Linked DNA regions of Homo sapiens: all the other regions are linked to region 3. The links are chromatin loops, found by intact Hi-C in ENCODE. Cell type or tissue: B cell. All regions are shown on one strand. Region 1 overlaps LINC02798 (long intergenic non-protein coding RNA 2798). Region 2 overlaps LINC02798 (long intergenic non-protein coding RNA 2798). Region 3 has its middle 120 kb from the start of SRGAP2-AS1.

Region 1 (8,000 bases), 74 kb before region 3:
ATCCCAGCACATTGGGAGGCCAAGGTGGGAGCATCACTTGAGCCCAGAAGTTTGAGAGCAGCCTGGGCAACATAGTGAGACCCTGTCTCTACAAATGATAGTAAATTTTTTAAAATAAAATTAATAATGATACTATTTACCTCACAAAATTGTTAAAAGGATAAAAAAGGCGATGTATGTCAAAGCAATTTTAAAAGTGCAAAGCATTATACAAATAAAGTTGTACACTACCTATTTCAAGCCTTTTTATAAATTGACTACCACACATCTATCTATCTTTACTGCTCATCACTGTTCTATGGGCAATCTCTGTCCAGGTAAAATAAACTTCCTAAGATGTCATGTTTATCCTTACTTTTATTCTTGTTTATTTTATCTGCTTACGTCTTCCTCTTTAAATCCTACCCAACTGTCCAGTGAAACATGTCCTCCTACCTTAATGTCCTATTGCATGGATTAGATTTACAGCCAGCTCACCAGACCCTGGAAAGCAGTCCCACTGATCACACAGAAAATATGCAGTAAATATTTGTCAGTGGGTTGGTTTTTGTGTCAACTCTTTCTCTTTTCTTTTAATGTTTATGGCATTTTTATTAGCTTGAGAAGCCAAAGGAAATGATGTCACTGTGATGGTTGATTTTATGTGTCAACTTGACTGGGCCACGGGGTTCCCGGATATTTGGTGAAACATTATTCTGCGTGTTTCTGTGAATGTGTCTTTGGGGATTAGATTAACTTTTGAAATAGTAGACTGAGTAAAGCAGATTTTCCTCCTTAATGTGTCTGAGCCTCCTTCAATCAGCTGAAGGCTTGAATAGAATAAGAAGACTGATTCTCCCCTGATTAGAGAAGATTCCTCCTGCCTAACTCTTTGAACTGTGACATTGGCATTTTTTTTTTTTTTTACTTCAACATGAACTGAAATATTGACCCTTCTTGAGTCTCAATCTTACCACACTTTAGGCTGATCTATAACACTGACTCTCCTCAGTCTCCAGTTTTCCTTTGGAGTCACACTGGAACTACACCATCGGCTCTCTGGGGTGTCCAGTTTGCTGGCTCACCCTGCAGATCTTGAGACTTGTGAGTCTCCATAACTGTGTGAATCAATTCCTTATAATAAATGTGTTTATATAAAATATATGTACAATAAGAATATATAAAATAGGATATATGATAATTATATGCAATATTATATATGTGTGTGTATACACACACACACTACACACATGCTATGTGTTCTGTTTCTCTGGAGAACTCTAATACTTGATGCAGTGGGGCCCCTTAGGATGCTTCTTGTCAGGGTCTTTAAAATATGTAACCCACTTTTAAATATCCCACAAAAAAAGACAAAAACAAAAACAAAGCAAAAAAAAAAGACATAAAAATCTCATGATTTTAAGCCTTACAAGTGAGCTACACTCTAAGGAGGACATATATGAGACCATAAAACACTTACCAGAAAATTGGATATATGCATGAATCACAATATTGTATGTTATTTAAAGTTGAGAGGAAAAAATATGTTAGGGCACTCATCACACAACTTCACAAAGCCCAAAACAAACATTTAGTCATGGTGAGTGTATCAAGGTATGAGTATATACTGTATATCCTTCAACTCTCCCAGAAGATAACTTTGGAAATGTGTGCATAGTGTATACATTTAAATTGAGATTTTTTTTAAAAGCAATATCACTCACTAGAACTGTTAAAATATAACATTTCCATCCCACTGCATTGTACAGTTTAATATACATCCAGTGGTGAGCTCAGGTGTTGCCTTCCCAGGGGCATTATTTTTGTCTTTTGGTTATAATAAAATCTGAAGCAAAGGCTCACTTTTTGAGGGAAAAAATAGATTGCAGTATCATTATTACTATTATTTTGCTTCATAGCTCTATGGCACTGAATCTTTGATTCATACAGCTCCCCCATGTCCTTTGTACTTTCATTCTACAGTTTCGCTTTAGGACATTGGACTGAACATGGGCTTCATAAAGCAAGACTGTCTTTGGTTTTGCTCCCCATATATCTCCAGCACTTAAAATGCTGCCAGCCCATAGTAAAAGATAAACACATGTTTATGGATGAATAAATGGCAAAGTAGTGTGTAAAAAGAAGAATTTAGCAAGGCCTGTCAGGCAGATTTGCATTACAAGACAGGATTTATACTTTATCTCCTGACTTCCTGTAAATTAATAGGCCAAAGCCTTGTAAGTATTAGCATCTTAGCATGGTACTTTTAAAATTTTTTCAATTAAAACAAAGACCACAGTTTCCTCATCTGTAAGTTAAGGTGGAGTGGATGTTTAATCACCAAACACATCTGTCCCATTTTCCCAACGAACCAGCTGTCCTTCTCTTTGTGTGTTGTATTTTAGGGGCAGGGATGCACCACTCACTCATCTGCCCATGCCCCAGATGAATAGCTTCTCCCTTTCTTTCCCTTATACTTTATGCTAAGTAATACCCAATTTGTTTATATTCCTTCTCCTAAATAACTTGAATACATTCATTTCTTTTTCTCTTCTGTCTCGTTTATTCCAATCCATTTTACACACACATGCACATGCACACACACGGACATGTTAACTAATATTTAAACCCCCTGTGTATTACCCCATCCCATCTCTGTGTGATAAGGTAGAAACTCTTCAACAGACCTTAGGGGATCTTTTAATATCTGGCCCCAGATTTCATCCTTATTCTTGGATTTCTCCATCACTTTCTTCCCTGCCCCCACAACTCTAATCTCCAACTACACTGAATTACTTTTAGCTGCTTTAACCTGCTCATTCACTTGTGTTTGTGCATTCTTTTTCTTACTTCCCAGCATTTGCACATATTTCCCTCTACCTAAAACACTCTTTTCACTACTCTTTTTCTGTCTCTCACTTATTCTCCAGCACTCACCTCAGATGTTATTACCACTGGTAAATGTTAACTGACTCCACAAGGCAAGTTATTTGAAGTCTTTTTGCTTATTTTATCTCTGGGACTTAGCACATTACCTTACTTATAAAAGGTACTAATAAAATGTGTTTGAATGCATTAATTTTTACATTTTCTTTTAGCTTTATTATTTTGAGAAGATTAGGCCACTTGCTTTTTCCCTTTTTTTTCTGTTTCTTCCACTTCCTTCTTTGAATTCTTGTAAAATCTCAAAATCTCTTCCTCTTTTTTTTTTGCCTTTGCCAGCTCTTCCATTCAATGGAATTAAAGGAAATTAAGTTTATCAAATAAATCTTAATAAGTAATAGAAATTTAGCACAGTTATATTAGCTTATATTGATTGTGCATAAAGCATTTGGGATTTAAAACAGTTAATATGAATTGGTACCAAGACATTAATTTCTAATACCAGTGCTGTTGCTCAATAATAGCTGCTTATGTATCAGGTTTAGGTATATTCCTGAAAAGTCATTGTTGTCTATGCCTAGGGTGTCTCCAGCATCTCCTTTCTGAAGAGAGTAGGTAGGCTTTCCCTTTATTCCACTTTTAGCTTTCTGATTCTAAGGTGTGATTGCAATCTTACATCTTACATTTCTGACATCGGGAGAACATGTCTTCATTATTTCACTAACTCAGAAGGGGAAGGTAATAAAATTTTATTTATATTAAGCATCTTTCTACACCAAGCTCAAGGAAAGACTACTTAGAGAAAGATTTAGGGAGCATGAAACGAATGTTATCAGTCAAACTGAACAGACTTACATAGCCTGGGGGTTCTTTCCCCCTCTCATATTTATGATCCTATCCTGATCAAGGACAAAATAATACGTAGATACATTAAGTAGTTCAAGATCATATTTGAATACTTGATCCACTCACTAAATCTTATAGTTTATTACTCAGTGCAGTCCTTCTTCAGTTCTTTATGACTCAATTTCCTGATTTATAAATGTAAACTTCAAGTCCTGATAACTCAGTTAATTTCTTACAGTTTAGTAAAGCTGTCTTCATTATATATCTATTTGATAAAGCTATATGGCCCAAGATGATATTTTAAAATTGTGTATAAAAATATATGTTGTAAAAGCACCACAAATCTGCTCTTCAGAATGCCAGTTAAGTCTTTGCTATTATTTATATTCTGAGACTGGGAGAAAAGGGGAATGGGGAGGGGGTTTGGCAGTTGTTGTTTACACTAATTGACAATATCTGTCTTCACTATAAAGCAGTTAAGAATATTCATCTTTATCTCTACATTCAGAGTAAGTATAAGTATATTGGGAAAGAGGCTGTGTTAAAGAAATGGAAGGACGTAGCATATTTTCTGAGGCAATGAATAGCTTAAGTAAGGATTGTTATTATTATTCGATTAAAGTTTTCAATAGCTATGGATGCTAACATTCCATTTTTGGAACATTGTTATTTTTGGAGATAAATATTTACTTTTCAGAAAGTAATATCTTTAATGTAAAAATACCTGATTACTTTTACAGGACTTAAAATGGGGTGGAATCTCATAGGTAAGGTCAGGTGAAAGAAGAGCTCTTGTTTCTAGAGAAAGGGATTGTTTTAGGATGGAGGTGTCTTAGAGAAATGAATACAAATAGGCATTAAAAGAAAGTTTCCTTTACAAGATTCAAACTATCCCTTACCAACTCCATGAGAAACGGTTACAAATTGTTTGCAGTCCTGCATATACAAGACTGAACTTAAAATAACTTGCACTTAATAGGAAAAAAGGAAAAAAGTGGGTCTTTATTTAACAAGAATTCCAAATAAAATCAAGCACAGAAATCATATTTGAAATTACCACTAGAGGGCAGAAAATAGGGGGAAAGAATATATAATAATAGTGGATTTCAGGAATCTGAATTTTCAAGCCCCTGGAACCTCTGAAGACAACTGTAATAATAACAATAGTTAACATTTATGAGGTGCCTACTATGTGCCAAGCACAGTTGTAGAAATTGTAAATATATAATATTAATTAAATTGATGAATACACACACACACACACACTCACATATTTAATTTCACAACCATCCTATAGATAGGTACTATCAGTATCTCCATTTTGTAGATGAGGAAACTGAGGTTAAATAATTTGTGCAAGGATGTGAAGTAAGTAAATCCCCAGTCTGCACACTTAATTCTTACTTCTTCCCATGGATGAAAATCTCTTTTTTGTGTGTCATATTTTATTACAAAGTGTGTACAATCATCCTCTAACCTGTGAGAGGAAGCAAGTAGTTTCTTCTAGCATGATAAATTTCCTACCTTGCTTTTACTGCATTGTGTGGCAAGCCAGGAATTTTGGGAGCAGTCTCATATACACACCTTGGGAAACAGAAGTCTGAAAATGTATTTTATTGATGCTGCAAACTACCAGCACTATTAAGTTTTATGGACAATCTGAACTAATAAACAGGACCTGTGATGGTATCATTATTAACAATGTTAAGAAGAAGCAGAACTCAGAATGAGAGAGTAGCTGCATTAGCCAAACACTGAAGAGTTAATATCGGAAAGGAGTACTTCTGGTAGGCACTGGAAGACACTCGGTGTAGGGAGAGCAGAGACCCCAGCCTGTCAGCCAGCCACATGGCAGTGTTGGGAGGAGGGAGAAAATTAAACCAGAATGGTTAAGTCTTGATTGTTAAACCAGAGGCCCTCTGTATCCTGCTCCATTTGTAACCTCATCAGCTGTATACAAGCTAGGGCCTGGATTTTAAACCCCCGCCCCTGAGGAGACCAGAGATTGTTCCAGTGTTGTAAAAGAAAGGCAATAAACTAAAACCTAGTCAGCAGAATTAATGGACCACACAGATAAGGATCTAAAATATGCATGGCCACAATTTTCAAGAAGATGCCATCTTATTTTCAAACAAAATTCAGACTTCCTTTTTTTTTTTAAAGAAATTAGCCACTGTATTCAAAAATATACATGGAAGAATAAAGGTCTATGAATAGTTTAGTTACTTTTATTTAAAGAAAAGCAGCCAGGTGTGGTGGCTCACGCCTGTAATCCCAGCACTTTGGAAGGCTGAGGTGGGCGGATTACCTGAGGTCAGGAGTTTGAGACCAGCCTGACTAACATGGTGAAACCCCGTCTCTACTAAAAATACAAAAATTATCTGGGCATAGTGGCACGCACCTGTAATCCCAGCTACTTGGGAGGCTGAGGCAGGAGAATTGCTTGAACCTGGGAGGGGGAGGTTGCAGTGAGTCGAGATTGCACCATTGCACTCCGCCCTGGGTGACAGAGTGAGACTCCATCAAAAAAAAAATAAAAAAGAAAGAAAGAAAAGCAAGGAATGGGGACACATCTTGCTAGACACAATATAAGTACAAAGTCATGATAATAATAATAATGAAACCAGTGTGGTATTCATCACAGATGAAAGAAAGATGACATAACAGAGAGCTCAGAAATAGACACAAACATGCAGTTATAAACATGTGTGTTAATTTGATTTATAATAAAGTTGAACTATAAATGATTTGGGGAAACACAGTTTGGTAGATAGCATCAGAATATTGAAAAAATAAGTTAAGGCCATATGCCACACATTAAATTAGTGAAAAGTAGAATTATTAAGAAGGAAAAAAAATCATGAGAATATAAGTGTTACCTGGAGGTAGTGGAAAATCATGTTGAGTATGACCCTAGGAGGATAAACTATAAAGGAAAGAAGGAAGGAAGGGAGGGAGGGAGGGAGGGAGGGAGGGAGGAAGGAGGGAGAAAAAAAGAAATTATGGATTTGATTACATTACAATTAAAGGTTTATTTTAATGAAGAAATAGAGACAAAGTTAAACAGTTGTTGACTAATTCAGAAAAGATATTTACAATGTATAAAATAAATAAATATTCTAGATTGACATCTAGATTAGGGAAAGAATCCATGAAAATCAACATGGAAAAGACAGAAAATCCAGGGGGGAAGAAGAGGGCAAAGGAAAAAGTTTAAAACACTGACATTCCCAAAATTCAATACAATTTGCGGGGATATCCAGTAAGTCCTCACTTACTGTTGTCGGTAACTTCTTGGAAACTGTGACTTTAGGCAAAATGATGAATATTGGAACCAATTTTACCATAAGCTAATTGATATAAACAGGAGTTAAGTTGCTATTTCTGGCATATTTCTGGACACAAAAACATCACCAAATTTCTAAATAAAGGCCCCAAACACTTCTTATATTAAACATTGAAATAAATGTGAGCTATACATACGTATAAGAAAGATGAATAGAAACAAGTAAAGTAATTATTTACTTAATTTTTGGTGAATCAGTGAGTTACAGCAGTCATAGCGGTCATGGGTTAAATCAAAGAATAAATGTTGCAAAGTGAAAGTTTTAATCAGGACGTCCTACCACTATGCAGCTCAAAAACAATCACAAATATGGCTCCATGAGGGCTTTTGTACCTCACTGTTTATTGTCGAGCATTTGTAGGATTATTGTATAGTTTACTAATTTTTATTTTAAAATAATTTGTATTCATTCATTCATTCATTCATTTATTTTCTAACTTGCATATTCCAATTCAGGGCATGGGTGGCCAGAGTCTATCCTGGCAGGATCCAACCCTGGACAGGATGCTATTCTATCACAGGGCACACTCACATACACACCCACGCCAGCCCATCCTGGAACAACTTCGACATACCAATTAACAGAACATGCACATCTTTGGGACGTGGGAGGAAACTGGAATATCTGGAGAAAATCCATGCAAACATGGAGAGAACATGCAAATTCTGCATGGAGAGTGGTCTTGTGTGGGAATCCATTTGTTTTCTTATTACGGTTATTACAAAGTGACATTGAATTAAATGATGTTGTTCAAGGACTTGCTGTAAATGAATCTAAGAGGTGAGAAAAGTGATGGGTACAGGGATCAGGGATGAAAGGGGAAAGTCAATATCAACCAGCAAAGGGTCTTGATTGTGCTGATGATACTCTTCAGAGTATAACTAACTCAATTTTCTGCAACCAAATTTCAAAAAACTAAGAAAAATACAACAGTTTGAAATGAGG
Region 2 (8,000 bases), 61 kb before region 3:
GGTTTTGGGGCTTTTGGACTTGGACTGAGCCACTACCAACTTCTCTCTTCTTCAGCTTGCAGAATGCCTATTGTGGGATTTCACTTTGTAATCATGTGAGCCAATTCTTCCTAATAAACTCCCTTTTATATATACATATATCCTATTGGTTCTGTTCCTCTGGAGAACCCTGACAAATTACAGATGGGAAAATGTGTGTTAGGCAGTGGAAGCAAGGAAGGAGCAGGAAAAATTGGGCCAAATTAGAGACAAACTCAGTACTATTAAATTTCCTTTAAGAAATTCATATTACAGATGTATATAAGTAGGCAACTAAACCAATCATATTGGACCTTCAGAAGTTTCAATAAAATGCCATAGAAACATGATAGTGGGAACCTCTCACCCTTGAAATAAATACTTATTTTAAAAGGCCTAAAATGCTGTTGTTGGCCAGTTGTGGGGGCTTATACCTGTAATCCCAGCAATTTGGGAGGGTGAGGCGGGATCGCTTGAGTCCAGGAGTTTGAGACCAACCTGGGCAACATGGCAAACCTCTGTCTCTACAAAAAATAGAAAAAAATAGGCAGGCATGGTGGCGTGTGCCTGTAGTGCCAGCTACTTAGGAGGCTGAGGCAGGAGGATCATTCGAGCCCCGGAGGTCGAGGCTGCAATGAGTTGTGATCACACCACTGTACTCCAGCGTGGGCAACAGAGTAAGACCTTGTCTCAAAAAAGCAAAAACAAAAACATGGAGTTATCTTCTTTGGTATTATATCTGGTTTTGAACAGTTTGGTACAACTTTTATATGAGCTGATAAGTCATATTTTTCATTCAAAAAATTATTCAAATATTTACTTTTGTTCTATTAAGTAAATATTTTTAATACTGATTTATTTATTTTCATTATTTCTCTCTTTTATCTAGTATTAATTTTTTTGTCATATAATATGCCTGGAGGGAGGGAGAAAAACGGGGGAAAGAAGATGGAGGGAAAAAGGGATGAAGGGAAGGAAGGAGGGAAAAATTTTACATTTTCTTCCCAAAGATTCTGATTAAGTAGATCTGAATTAGACTGTACTTACAACTGTGCTTGTAAGACATTTCAAAAATTGATTTTGATGGGCAACAGGTTGGAGAACTGTCAACTAGAGGACATGGTAATGAATTGATGGTCAAATGAACATGCCCAAAACTATAAAAAATACTATCTGTGAGTCTGGTATAAGCCACTAATCTACTATTTGAATATTAGTGACACCTACAGTTGGGATTGCACCAACAAACATCTGTCCTGGTCTGGATCACATTTTACTGCTGTCCTCTGTTTCACCTGTAAATCAAATACCAGTAAATATTCTGACTTGATGGGTGTTCAGCAAACCGCTGTTTTTGAAAAGATGTTGATGTTATAATTTTATAGTTTCTTAATGTCTTTGTCTGCAATTAAAACAATGTGGAGTCACCAAGAGTTTATCAATTTATCAATTATTTTGCTGTTGATCCATTTATTTTCTGTGTTAATCAGATCATAAGCTTATAAATACAATAGTATACATGAGAGAAATGTATCAACAAGGGTTGCTCTTAAAAAAAAAGAATATTGTGAAAACTGGGTAGGTATGGGGTAGTAATGAGGAGAAGGATCTCTTCAAAGGCAATAGAGGTGGCTCAAAATTGGAAGTTAATTTCCATATTCTCACACCCTCGCCTCTGTTCCAACACCAAGATAAAATGCTGCTGGCTGCTTATCTTCACAGATACTGTCAGCTTTTAGAGTTGTGCTATTTGTCACTATTTCTCACATCAAGAATAACCTGGACTATTGCTCTGAATTATTCCATAACAAAATGTAGAAGATAGGAAAAGTCTAAGAAAAACAACTATACAAAATCTGAAGTCACAAAAATTTTCAAAGTCAATACTGACTTGAATACAATGTAGAAGTGTTTAAGAAGAACATTATGTACTCTGAGTCTTGATTTTTAAGCCAAATTATTACAGTTGGTTATAATGTTAAAATTATACCTAGCTCCAGTGGTTACATTTTGAGATGCCTTTATTTTCAGTGGTTTAACATTATTTTCTAGTAAAATATCTTTAAAAATCAACCAATATGAGTGCTTCACTAATATGTAGTTTTCAAACTATTGTGTATTTTTGCTTTGCCTTGTTTGGGCACATAGTTTGATTTAAGAAAGGAGTTGAATTAAGCTCAGGTTTTGATCTTAGCCTGAGAAGGTTAGAGTTCAGATGGAACAGCCACTGTTATTTGAAAGGATTATGTTGCAATTTTAGTACCACTACAGGATTCATATGCAGAAAAGTTCTGATAATTTTGAAGTAGTATACATAGTTTCATATTTTAAAGAGTGATACACACTGAATTGTGTTATTTTGTGAGGAATCTGGACTTTTAGTCAAATATTTCTAATATTTCTAATTTCATTTTTTGTGTATACATATTTATTAAATTGAAAATTTTGTCATATACATGAATTTGAAATTATATATATATGAACATATACATACATATGTATGTGCATTTGTGTATGACTTGAAATGAATTTGTGTATTTTAGGGCAATCTCATGTGCTTTCCATGCCATGAGGGCATTACTGTTCTGTTCTTTGAAATTTTCTGAATATTCTTTTCTGCAGACAAAATGGGATTGAGGAAAATACTCTAGACAAAGTACAATAAAGCATTTTAGAGACTAATTATAATTTAGTCCAGTAAAAGGTAGAAAATAGATAACTACAAATAATCCTAAAACCTGATGTGCAATAGTATGCGATTATCTTAATATAATGTTGATGAAATTCCCCATTAGATGGGAATATAGGGAAAATACAATTTTATATTCCAAATACATTTATATACAATGCAGAATGTAGCAGTATAGCTATTTGATGGATATATGTAATATAGAAAGTTAAATATTATAATTTTGATAACATAGTTTTGCATTTACTTCCCTTAAATTTAGTAGTAGATATATAAAGTGCAGAGCCTACCTAATAGGGAATAATCAGTAATTGCATATATGACACACACATGCTTGAGTGCACACACAGACACACACACACACACACACACCTCCACAGTGTAAGAACCAGGCTGTATTTGCAACCTTGGGAAATTTAAACTTCAGAGAAAAATGTGGCTGTTTCTGTCAAATAAACAATAATTGTGAGTGCAGAGAGGTTAATCCAGTCAGGTACCAATGCTCGTGAAATGGTGTAGAAAGTGAATAGAATAGTGTAAATTATGGAATAAAGCAAATTCCACTAAAGAGCTTATTTAGTAACAGATTATCAAGAGTCCATCTTCTTTTCTGCCTTTCTCTTTCTCTTCCTTTATATATAAAAGATGTTGCCTATCTTCCCATCTATAAAGTTGAGTTGTTTAGAGAAGTGAAACTGAAAGGCAGAAGTCTAGAATTTCCCCAAGGAGTAATAGCTCATTTCAAACTACGCCACTTCAAAGATAAATGACTGTTGAAATAGGAAACATAAGTAGTGTAAGGCCATCAATGGGTAAAATCAGTTATTTGAAATTACTCTAGAAGTTGCAAAACTTTAGCTTCTAAGATGAGATAAGGGTTAATTAAGAATTTTTTTTGCTATTTATTTATGGAGCTATTTCTGGTAATATTTTAAAGTAAAAATGTTTAACTTTTAATATCACATTTTTTACAGTTTCTAAAGTTTTATGAATTCTATAGTTTTATTGTTTCTAAAATTTTATTGTCTTGTTAAATAAAGACCCACTTTTTTCCTTTTTTCCTATTAAGAATTAAACATTAAACATTCTTTAAAGAATGTTTTATTTACTAAAAATAAAGATTCTGTAAAAAACTTATAGATGGCATATATAGTAATCATAAGCAAAAGATAAATTTTAGTTCTGCCAACCTGAGAGAAATTTAAATTAGCCTTTCAAAATGCATTCATTTTCAGTTTTAGAGAAAAAGTTGAATAAGTAAATGGATGTATGTATGCATATGTTTGTGTATGTGTGCCAGTGTGTATACCCAAAGTGTCTGTGTGTTTTAGTGCTCACTCTCAAATATATGACATGAATCATTCAGCGACATATTTAACTCTATACATGAGTAACTTTAATATCTTTCTTTGAAATCTTTTGAATCGTATCTAATAAATATAGAAATTCAATGCATGTTTATTATATATGCATTATAATATTTTAAATATTAATGTTCCAAATAATCTATATTAATAAATGCTGGATGAAATAATGCATCTCTTGGGAATCAACACATGTGAACTATTAGTCATCATCTGTCACTTTCAAATAACGTTTTTCCATTCTCTAAATCAGTGGCTTCCAAAGTGATTTGTATGTATTTCAGGGGATGTTCTAGAATGTTGTTTAGAGTGCAAGAAAAAAAATAGAATTTGCATTTGGATGTATTTTTGTCTAAAAAATACAAAGTAAGTCTTTAGTAGTTAATTTAATATTTAATATGTTCACATTTTCATCTTTATTACTTGAATCCATAAATAATGATTCTTAAATCATTATTATTATTATTATTATTATTATTAGGCACATTGCTACCTGGAATAAGGACTAAATTTATCTTCTTTCCTTGCAGCTAGGTGATGATATTCTGATCTATGAGATGCAAGAAGATGTGATGTGTGGGACATCCATGAAAACTGATTAATGAGACCTGACACAAATTAGAGATCAAGCCCACTACGACCACCACCATTTTTCTCTTCTATCCTATTTTTTTGTGACCTCTAGCATGACCATGATGCCAAGATCTCTAGCAGCCACATAGTGACCTGAGGTAAATCTGAGTATGAAAATCATGTGCCAGGATGGTGTAGAAAGAGGGTTTTGGATCCTATTGACAATGGAAAGTTGGTCTTCCTACCTCTGAACCTCTTTATGTAAGAGAAGTAACCTGAGTTTTAAAAGCCATTATTATTTCCATTTTCTCTGCTGATGCAGACAAACACAAGTCCTAATTTTATAGAGACCTAATACGTTCTGGACCTCAGAAAGAGATTCCTGGAGGAAATGTTGTTTTCAACCACTAACTCTGCTAATTTCAGGCCAAGTGAGGCATTATATAGACAGTCTGACCACTGCCACAGTTGCATACGTTCTAAATTTGAAATAAATCCCTTACTCTGTATCACTTATAGTGGATCTGCTTCTCTGATAAAACCCTCACTAAGACAATTATCATCCACTGTTTGTTTTTCCTGTGGTAAGTATATCATTGCTGTATAAAAATAACCTTTTAATTATTAACTCAGTTGGCCCAGTTTAGCATCTTTTCCATCTTCCATTCTCAATTTGATAATTACCATCTTTCATAATAATTATCCTTCAGGTTTCACAATACATGTATGTTGAATGTTAAGGCTATTCTTCATTGATATTTACACTTTGACTCCATGGTGAGAGAAGCTGCAGTATCTGAGAAATAAATAATTTGTATGTGGGAGGTGTGATTTTACAGCTAGATTATAGCTCAGTTTCTAGTTCTTTCTTTTAGAGAGATTTCTCTTGGTCATCTTTATAGAGGTATGAAGATATTTAGTTTTACTGTTATTATATTAACATTTTAAAAAGCAGCTTTCTACAAGGTATGGCATCAGGTGGAATTATTCTTGCTGTGCTCTCAAATAATCTCCATGCTAAGTTTTTGGGCCTCACTGCAGCCCCTGAACACGTATGTCTCTCTGTACCTCCTCTGTATGATGTAGTGAATTTTTTGGACCTTTGAATCACACACAGGCTTTCTTGGCTGTTTTATACCAAAGGACTTTCACTAAATTCCTAAGAAAAATTTAGCACAGCCGATGCTGTTTTCCAATGCCAACCTTGGAGTTTGCAATTTGCCCAGACAAAAATACCATAGCTGATGGTGATGATGATGTCAATATTTTTTTAAAATACAATTTAAAAAATGGTTCAACATAAATTATCTCATTTAGTCCCCTGAACAACCTTGTGATGTGATTTTGAACAGGAATATCAAGACCTCAGGATCTGGCATCAAATTCTGGGGTTTGAATATTATTTCTATCACAAACTATTTATATTACTGCTTATATGTAAGTGACAACCTTTCTATTCCTTATTTTTTCCACTTGTAAAATCAGAAAAATGACAATGATGAGAGCACCAAACTTATGAGCTTGCGAAGATTAAATGTGTGTATGGGTTTTTATCAGTTTGAGAGACATTATATTTCCATTTGTTGTCATTCTGTCCCTTCCATCAGGGTAGGACCTTTCTTCAGTGCATTACTTTGTCCCCTGAACCTAGAATGGTACCTGGAATATCATTGGTGCCCAATAAGTACTTGCTGAATAAATGACTGAATAAATAAATGTAATCTGTCAATATTTTCATCTGAAGATATGATATCTGTTTTTTACCTTATTTTTTCAATCATCCGAAAGGTAGTATGCACATTTGAAAGGTAGTCATTGTTATTTTCTTACACCAGTACTTGCACTTTTACAATATGTAGCAATAATCATAAGCAAAGTATCATGACAGAGTGAGAATAAACTTAAATCTGTAATTGCAATTTTTCTTCACCGTGGCCTCCATTGTTTGTCATGTGTCTTGGCTACGTCAGGATGGAAAGCATTGCTTTTTTCTATTTACAGGACCAGAATTAAATCCATGTTTCTTGGCTGACCATTTGGTTAGTTTTTGTTTGTTCATTTGTTTTTTCATGAAATGTTCATGGTGGTTGGGCTGGAATAGGTATAGCATTTTATTTATTTATACTCAGCTGAAACTAAGAGAAATATTTCAGACCAAGAAGTGGGGACAAGAGCAATACTTGTGTAATAATACGATGTACCATTTTACATTATTTGGAAGTGCTGATGCCTGCATCTATAGCATCAGTCAAGAAAGAGAGGTAATGAAAGAGATTTCAAATGAATATCAGATAGGCTTTAGTATTACATAGGATAAGACAGACAGGATTGGTCAGGGTATGCTGGAAAAGATTTTTTATCTTATTTTATTGGCTTTATTTAAATTTTTTTTTTTTTCCCAGCTGGAAATCTATTTATTTATTTTTCTTCAGTGTTACAATGAAACAACATTGCTTTATTTAAATTTTATAAAAATTCAAACCATACAGTACTTTATAATAAAATTGACTGCCTTTGGCTACTCTATCTCTATTTCCAGTGCAACTGTGGAAGTGGCACTGACAGATATGGTTTTAGCTACTTAGAAATTTTTCTAGACACACACACACACACACACACACACACACACAATTTATATGCAAAATGCTCATATGCATGTCATATTTTTTCTTTATTCAGCAAGTTATAGTGGATATTCTTTTATAGCATACGTAGCAATGGACTTCTCTTTTTAAAGACTGCCTAGAATTCTGTAGTTATAATACAGTCATTCATGTAACTAATTCTCTAAAAACAAGCCAGATGATATTTACTAAGAACTTACTATGGGTCAGGCACAGCTCTAATAGTCTAATCTCATCTAATCTCAATACGTTCATGAGTTAGGAATGGTTGTTATTCCCATATGTTCCCAATGAGGAAACTGAAGCAGAGAGTTTAAATAATGTGCCCTAATTTACAGAATTATTAAACTGGTACTGGAATTATGCAAAGATAATCAGGCATCAGAGTTTGTGATGTCAACTGTTATGTGATACTGCAATAAACGTTGTATAAACCTCTGTAAACTAGTGTGACATGGTTTGGCTGTGTCCCCACCCAAATCCCATCTTAAATCGTAACTCCTACAATTCCCACCTGTCATGGGAGGAACCTGGTGGTAGGTGATTGAATTATGGGGGTGGGTCTTTCCTGAACTGTTCTCGTGATAATGAATGAGTCTCACGAGATATGATGGTTTTAAAAACAGGAGTTTCTCTGCACAAGCTCTCTCTTTGCCTGCCACCACCCATGTAAGATGTTGACTTGCTCTTTCTTGCCTTCTGCCATGATTGTGAGAACTTCCCACTCCTGTA
Region 3 (8,000 bases):
CTTTCTTGTTAGTATGATGAAATTGAACCAATTTGTTACAGACAAATAAGCTTATACAGCTCTACTTGCCCAAAAAGGAATATAAGTTTTTAACAGCCAGTCACAATAGAGGTCAATGCACTTCCTCATTGATGCTTTATAAGCTGCACTGTAACTCTCATGTCAAGTTTCTTACTACTTTTGATTTGAAGTCTTCCGGTTTGTGAACTATTCTTTTGTATGTATGATAACCTGCATATTCCTTTTTTACTTGATCTGACTTTATTTTTACGCGGTCCTCCATGGTGTTTGGGTTTCTCACAGTGTGGCAGTCTCAGGATAATACCGTAGTACTTTTCACCAGGCAGCTGTCTTCTATGAGCAAGGTCTCCAAGAGAAAGGAAGTGGAAGCTCTTGTGGTCTGGAACAGAAAGCCCACACAATCTTTCTCTCTCGCTCTCTCTTTTTTTTTTTGAGACAGAGTTTTGCTCTGTTGCCCTGGCTGGAGTGCAGTGGCGCAATCTTGGCTTACCGCAAGCTCTGCCTCCTGGGTTCAAGCAATTCTCCTGCCTTAGCTTCCCAAGTAGCTGGGATTATAGGCATGTGCCACCACGCCCAGTTAATTTTTTTTTTTTTTTTTTTTTGCATTTTTAGTAGAGATGGGGTTTCACCATATTGGCCAGGCTGGTTTCGAGCTCCTGACCTTGTCATCTGCCTGCCTCAGCCTCCCAAAGTGCTGGAATTACAGGCGCGAGCCACCAGGCCTGGCCAGCCCACACAATATCTCTTCAGCAATATTCAGTAGGTTAGGGGAGTCACAGAGCCCACCCAACTCAAGGGGAGAAAACAAAGGACCCTTATTCCCCCTTTATACACTTCATGATGATGAGAGTATCAAAGTGCTTGTTGCAATATTTATTTCACCAAGGAGGAAAAGGTCAGTTTGGACCAGAAAGGTCAGAAAAAGTTATATAGGGAAGGCAGTTGATAAGCTGGTTTTAAAGGATATGGAGCATTTGAAAAAGTGGAATGTGCATAAGGCTGGAAATATCAAATATCTAAATATAGAACAGGAACAATGATGAAAAGACTTTCAAAATGCTTAGCAAAATGAGAATTATATTTCTTTCTCAACTTTTTTGTTCTAACAGCAAAAGCAACAGTGGGGATCAGCATCAACTTGGGCAAGTAAGTTTTTCTTGTCATAAATAGGCTGATTCAACTGAAAAAAAAATGTTTAAGTAAGTTCAGCTCATTTGAAGACGGGTGAATACTGTGTCTAAGGATTTTATGAGACTAACTGGGAAAAGTCAGTCAGAGTTTAGTTTGAGGTGAGAAGTGCTTAGTGTTGACACTCTACCTAATTATAGGGAAACGTGTGCAGTTAGTCCTGAGACCAGATGCAGGGTAGAAAGAAAGAGGCGTGATGTAGCAGCCATTGATTAGGCAATTTGGGTTTAGCAAGCCCAGTCAATGCCCTCAGAGGGTCAACAGTGTATACAATTTAGTCCTTGAAGGCATCTTTTAAAGTTTCATTCAAAAGATTTTAATCATTGTGACCATAATTTTCTGAGAAGAGGCTTTTCTAAGATTTGTTATTCACAGATAAATAGTTGTCTAATTTGTGTGTGTGTGTGTGTACATGTGTGCATGCGTGCATTCGTGCATGCGTGCCTATCTAGCCTTTTTTGAACACAATGACTGGCACCTGGTAGATAATATGGTTGAATGAATTGTATTATTCATATTCTCTCACTGCCAACTTGAAGAATCTACATCTGTTTCCAAAGTTTTGCGCATATAATACTAAAACAAAAACGGACATGTTTTAGTAATACGTACCAATTACAAATTAACCATTCCTGCCTGGAATAAGCATAGGTTTTGTTAAATAGTTCAATTTTCAAAATTTGTCTCTTATGTTATTTCCAATCCTTTTTTTTTTTTTTAACGCTGATATATTTTGAATTTACGAATGTGAAAGCTGAACTTCAAAAAATAAAGGGAGAGGAAACAAAGCTCGTGAAAAATATTTAAAATATCTTTTAATGCGTTATAACATCCTGGAGAGAAATCAAATCAATGTGTTTCAATGTTACAACATAGATTTCTCCTCCCCTCCCGGATAAAGCACTAATTTATTTAATTTGGTTCAGAGCACTGAATATTCCAAGCTACAGCCTCGTGGGTAAGAGATAGCATTATCTTAAACAGTGTTCGGATTTAACAAAGGTCAACGTCTTGTGCAGTTTACATAGCATCTACTCTCAGTAGCTTTTGCTTCTTGAGCTCTACGTGGCTCCTCAGAAGCTGTTAGGCTTAACAAACAAAAATAAAGTAAAATCAGATACGGTATGGGGCCTTGGGACACTGAAACCTTCATCCGTAGAAAATCAGTTAAGTCTTCACAGGCTAGAAGAGAGGGTGTGTGTGATTAGTAGGCAAAGCAAAGAAAGATCAGTACAAGTTGTCTGGCAGCTGGATAAAACCTTACACCTGCGCAAAAATAAGCCTCCCTCATAAGAAAGCCCAAAGATGTCCGGGGTCGGGGAGGAGGAAAGTGTCTCTCATCTGTCCCATCAACGAAAATTAGTGAAATCTGCCTCAGATGAAGTGCAAAGGCCAGTCTGCAGGGATAGTTTCAACCTCTCCCCACGCGATGGGCTACACATCACCTGCCCAAGCTCTCTCCCGACCTGCTAGAGCCTAGAGGGCGGAGGCCGGAGAGGCTGCAGCCGGGAGTAGCACCGCACATCCGGGAACGCCAGCAGCGGGCTGAGGGCTGCATAACTGATGGAAGGCCGGGCGCGGTAAGAGCGTCTCGGGGAGTAGGGCAAGGCGGCCGGGCCCCTCCCATTCCGCCTTTTCTTCAGCGTCCTGCCCGCGGCACTGGCTGCGGGTGCCGGGCCACCTGCGAGTGTGCGGAGGGATTCCGGACACCCGCGGCGGCGAGCTGAGGGAGCAGTCTCCACGAGAACTGAGGCGGACCCTCTGGCGCCATGCGCGCCCTCCCCGGCCTGCTGGGGGCGAGGGCGCCTACGCCCCGGCTGCTTCTCCTCCTCCAGTGCCTTCTCGCCGCCGCGCGCCCAAGCTCGGCGGACGGCAGTGCCCCAGGTGTGATGGGTACAGGGGCCAGGGTAGGGAGGGCGGAGGGCGCGCGAGGCTCGGGTCCCCGCGGGCAGAGGGCATCGCTGGCGCTCCGGGCAGGGTTGGCGGGGAGAGGCGCGGGGATGCTGGTGAGGGCGGGTGGCGAGAGTCGGCGGCAGCCTCCCATTGGCTACGTTTGTGTCACCTGAGCTGAACCCTGGAACTGGTGCCGCTCGCGCTCCCGCGCTCTTTGGGGGCGAGTCTTAAACAAACAGCGCCCCGCGAGTCGGGCGCGTAGGTATCAGGGCAGAGTCTGGTGTTTCCTAGGAAGACGGCAGTGGGGTGTGTGGGTGGATGCAGGGACCAGATAGCGATTTGGCTTGTGCAAATGTGGCATGAATTTTGAAAGCCACATTTCCCCAAGGCCTACTCCCTTTTCTTGATTCGAGAGTGAGGCTCGAGTATCAGCTCCTTCCCTCCTTTTGTCAGGTGGGTTGGCTTTGAGGAATTTTTTTTTTCTTTTTTCTTTTTGAGACGGAGTTTTGCTCTTGTTGCTCAGGCTGGAGTGCAATGGCGTGATGTCGGCTCACCGCAACCTCCTCCTCCCGAGTTCAAGCGATTCTTCTCTCTCAGCCTCCAGAGTAGCTGGGATTACAGGCATGCGCCACCAAGCCCGGCTAATTTTACATTTTTAGTAGAGACGGGGTTTCTCCACATTGGTCAGTCTGGTCTCTAACTCCCAACCTCAGGTGATCCGCCCGCTTCGGCCTCGCAAAGTGCTGGGATTACAGGTGTGAGCCACCTCACCTTGCCGAGGATGTTTTTTTAGAGCTGAGCGGGGGAAAAAACATCATAACCAACTAGCCAACCAAAGATCCACAACTTAAAGGATAACGTGTGTGTATCTTCATTTTACACCGTGGTCTTTGAAAACAAAATGTGTGTGTGCGTGTGTGTGTGTGATTTTTGCTTGTTTTATTATTTAAGACACTTTGACAGAGGGATTATATGCAAAACATTACCAAAGCCAACACGAAATTTGCCATTGTACCTTCACCTGTTTATAATTACTTTTCATATTGAAAGGATTCCATCCAACCTATTGCAAGTTTCTGTGTCATAACTGTTAACAGCCAGTAAGGGTAATAAAACACCACCTCTCAAGTTGGTAAATATTGGCCACCAGTAACTAAAATTGGGACATTATTCTGCAAAAAGTTTTCAAACTCTCATGGGAATTTATTTTCATGGGCTTGTAATATGTGGAATTTTTGTAACACACCATAGAGAAAGAAGGATAATCAAAAGGTAAGACTATTAATTTTTATAAATGCCTTTTAAAAGGTCTAGTTGTTAACAACTTGGACAGAACATCTTGGGTTGCTTCAGTTCTAAATTTCCTTGTGCCATATCTCTTTTCCATAATACCACTTATAAAGAATGGTCCAGGCCTGTAATCCCAGCACTTTGGGGTGCTGAGGTGGGAGGATGGCTGGAATCCAGGAGTTCAAGACCACCCTGGGCAAAATAGCAAGGTCCCTTATTTATTTAAAAAAAATTTTTAAAGTGCGGTTGTGGTGATGTACACCTGTAGTCCCAGGTGCTTGGGACGCCAAGGCAGAAAGATTGCTTCAGCCCAAAGTTTGAGGCTGCAGTGAGCTATGATGATGATGGTGCCAGTAAGCTCCAGCCTGGGTGACAGCGCAAAACTGTCTCAAAAAAAAAAAAAAAAAAAAGAAAAAAAAAAGAAAAAGAAACAGAATTGCCCAGTTCATTTTTCCCCCTTCTGGGTATCTCCAATTCTTCTATCCCTGGTTCATCTCAGAGTATTGCGGTTCTGAGAACCAGTGCATTCTGGATTCATTGTAGAACTTTGATTCTCTACTTGACTGTATGTCAGAATCACCAGAGAGCTTGAAAAATCCTGATACCTGGATCTTTCCCTACAAAACTCTGGTTCGTTTGGCTTGGGATTCAGTGTGGGCATTAAGAAGTTTTATCAGCTCCCCATGTAGCTTTAAATGTGATTTTGAGCTGGTTAAAAACCACAGCTTTAAAATGATATGGCCTAGAGAGTGCACTGTTAGATAAATACTTATTCCATAGGCATCACGGTTAAGTTGATATGCAGAGAAGATCTCTAAAGAGAGAGAGAAAAAAAGGTAGGAAACAAATGAAAGTGGAATAAATGAAGGTGTATATCAATAAGATGAATGGGGGAGGGGATGTCCCTCTATGTATATGGTATAAGTTCTGTCCTTTTAGCTCCACTTAAGCTAAAATTGTGGAACAATGTACAAGACAAAAGTTATGAAGTTAGCATCGAATTTAAGCCAGAATTAAAAATTGTCAGGCACTCTCAGCTTGTTTTCTAGATTCGGTATTGATCTCTGCAAAATTCAGTTTTCTCTTTGCAAAAGGATATTGTGAGGTTTACTGGATATTTTTTACCTAGATGTATAGACCTACACACTTGGACATAGGTTTTCTGTTAACCTAAGACTTTGAGTCAAATTTTAATAATAAGAATAGTTATAAATGTATAGCCCTACGAGTTAGCATTTTTTTTAGTTCCAGCTGAAAAAAAATAGAATTGTCCAGGACATTTTTCTCCGTTCTGGGTATCCCCAATTCTTCTATCCCTGATTCACCTTTCAAAATTCATCTCAGAGTATTGCAGTTCTGAGAACCTCTGCACTCCTGGGGAATTCTCACTCTTTTGCTCAGGCTGGAGGGCAGAGGCACATTCACAGCTCACTGCAGCCTTGACCTTCTGGGCTCAAGATGAAGAAATCGGGGCTTAGTTTAATAATTGCCCAAGTACACATACTTAGTTAAGCAGCAGAGCGGGAAATTTGGCATTGGTCCATCCAGTACCTGTTTGCTTAAACACAGTGCTTAAACACAATATCCAGTTGTCTCTCTGAGTTAATTGGAAATGTCTGTGAAAGTTCAGAACTACTGACAGCATAGCCTACGCATTTAAATGTCTGATTTGCACTGAATGACATGCTGACACGGTTTGAGTCCTGGAATAAAATTAGGTACAGGGACTCTTCTAAGGTTTTTTGATTAAATAAGACATGTAATATATCTTTGTAAAGGATACATCAGTGGGAATTTTTAAATATCATTATTATTACTATTACATGGCACAAATTGGAGAAATGGGTCATGTTTATCTTTTGAAAAATGTTTGCAGTAGAATCATTTTAAATGATCCTTTTAACTTCCATAGGACGTGGCTTTTGCATTCCCTTTATGAACCCCCTTCCCTACTAAACCCTCACCCCAAACACAGTAGCTTTCTAGTAATAAATATTTTTGAAGCAAATATTATTCTAGCACCCACATATGTCTGACATTGTTAGCCCATATCTCAGTAGAACATGCTAGCAGTTTTTTACCTTTAAGGACATTTAAAGGGGTTCCCACTGGACAAATCTGGGACAAATTGAGCATCAAATAAATAATAATATTAGTGGATTGCAACTCATTTAATAATATGGGAATTCATGAGTACCAACTGATGTAAACTAAAAAAGGAGTCAATGAAAAGTTTGATGGGATACAAAGTACTGAAGATTCAAAGTAACTCTTCAGAATGTGCTTATTAGTATCAAGGGCAAAAGAGTAACTTTATGGTGGAGAAGCTTGGCAGACAACACTTTGATCAAATGATCAAAGACCAAAATCTGTTTAAAGGGAACAGATTAACCATAAGCCTACCTTTATTTATTTATTTATTCATTCATTCATTCATTTAATTTTTGAGACAGGGTCTCACTCTGTCATTCAGGCTGGAGTACCAAGGCACACTCATGGCTCACTACAGCCTTGACCTTCTGGACTCAAGGGATCCTCCCACTTCAGCCTCCCACATGGCTGGGACTACAGGCATATGCCACCACACCCGGATAATTTTTGTATTTTTTGTAGAGATGGGGTTTCACTACGTTGCCTAGGCTGGCCTTGAACTCCTAGGCACAAGCGATCTTCCTGCCTTGGCCTCCCAAAGTGTTGGGATTATAGGCAAGAGCTACTGTGCCCAGCCTAAGCCTACGTTTAATAGTGATGTTTGTGATGCATGAACATCTTTACCCTAAATTTATCATCACAAAAAAATCATATGTTTAAAACATTTGTTAAGAATTAGGGCAACTGACTCTTCCTCATCTTCTGTCACCCTCATTCTCTTCCCTCCTCCCTCTCATCTTTCCCTCGATAGATCCTATAGTTATTTGGTGGGGAAGAGCAAGGAGACATCCTCACTAAGTGGGTGGAGCCCAAGGGGCCCAGATCAGGATATCTGAGGCTGACCTTGGTAAGGATGGCATCCAGGCAAGAGGGCAGCCTGGTATGGAGTATTAGGGCCTGAGCACAGTGAATGGGTGCTCCTGCAGCGGGCAGCTTGACACAGGGTCCCAGAGTTCAGCAAGTTAACAAGGCTTTTGTGCAGGAGCAGCAGATGGGTGATGTTTGATCCCAAACACGATGTGGAGGAAAGCATGTAGGAGGGTCAGACCAGCGATGGAGGTTGGAGCCTGAGTGGGTAAGGAGACATCTCTGTGGGGACAGGTGTGGCAGTGGCAATGAGAGTTTAGCAATATACAGGGTGACTGATCAAATAATTAAATCTAGGAAAGATAATAGGATCTAGGTTTTTCACTAGAGAAGAATGAAATAAAGATAGAGAAAAAGTAGAATGAACCCTGTGGTGTTGGATTGCAGTTGGCAGTATCCATGGGAATCCATGACATTAAATCCCTATCTCTTTACCTATGTCTATATAGGTATATAGATTTAAACAAGTATATGTGTAAATATATGTATCATGAATACATATCATGCATATCATATACATAAATATATATGATATACATTATAAGTTGTATGTGTATATGAATATGTGCACATGTATTCTTAGCAGTGAT

What was found. Hi-C counts contacts between places; a loop is a spot of excess contacts. Peaks named below come from ENCODE experiments on the same cell type or tissue, not always from the same donor. Only the 100,000 strongest peaks of a DNase experiment are listed, where the experiment ranks them.
Region 1: it touches region 3 in a loop (11-fold over the local background); 15 of 110 quality-filtered maps call a loop at or near these places.
Region 2: it touches region 3 in a loop (4-fold over the local background); 19 of 110 quality-filtered maps call a loop at or near these places.

The regions. Positions count from the first base shown.
Region 1 is chr1:121,442,726-121,450,725 of GRCh38, forward strand. All of the region lies in intron 1 of LINC02798 (long intergenic non-protein coding RNA 2798), which reads left to right. Among named protein-coding and RNA genes, the nearest start is that of SRGAP2-AS1, 49 kb to the left of the region's middle. In B cell, CTCF peaks have their summits at 4,788 (motif pointing right) and 4,992; no DNase peak of the experiment used is centred here.
Region 2 is chr1:121,455,418-121,463,417 of GRCh38, forward strand. It overlaps LINC02798 (long intergenic non-protein coding RNA 2798), which reads left to right. Exons shown (of 2, transcript XM_047438024.1): 2 at 4,602-7,712. Among named protein-coding and RNA genes, the nearest start is that of SRGAP2-AS1, 62 kb to the left of the region's middle. In B cell, no CTCF peak of the experiment used is centred here; a DNase peak (open chromatin) is centred at 3,414; H3K4me3 peaks cover 419 bases; H3K27ac peaks cover 834 bases.
Region 3 is chr1:121,516,367-121,524,366 of GRCh38, forward strand. It overlaps the pseudogene EMBP1. Among named protein-coding and RNA genes, the nearest start is that of SRGAP2-AS1, 120 kb to the left of the region's middle. In B cell, no CTCF peak of the experiment used is centred here; DNase peaks (open chromatin) are centred at 285 and 3,275; H3K4me3 peaks cover 2,311 bases; H3K27ac peaks cover 2,620 bases.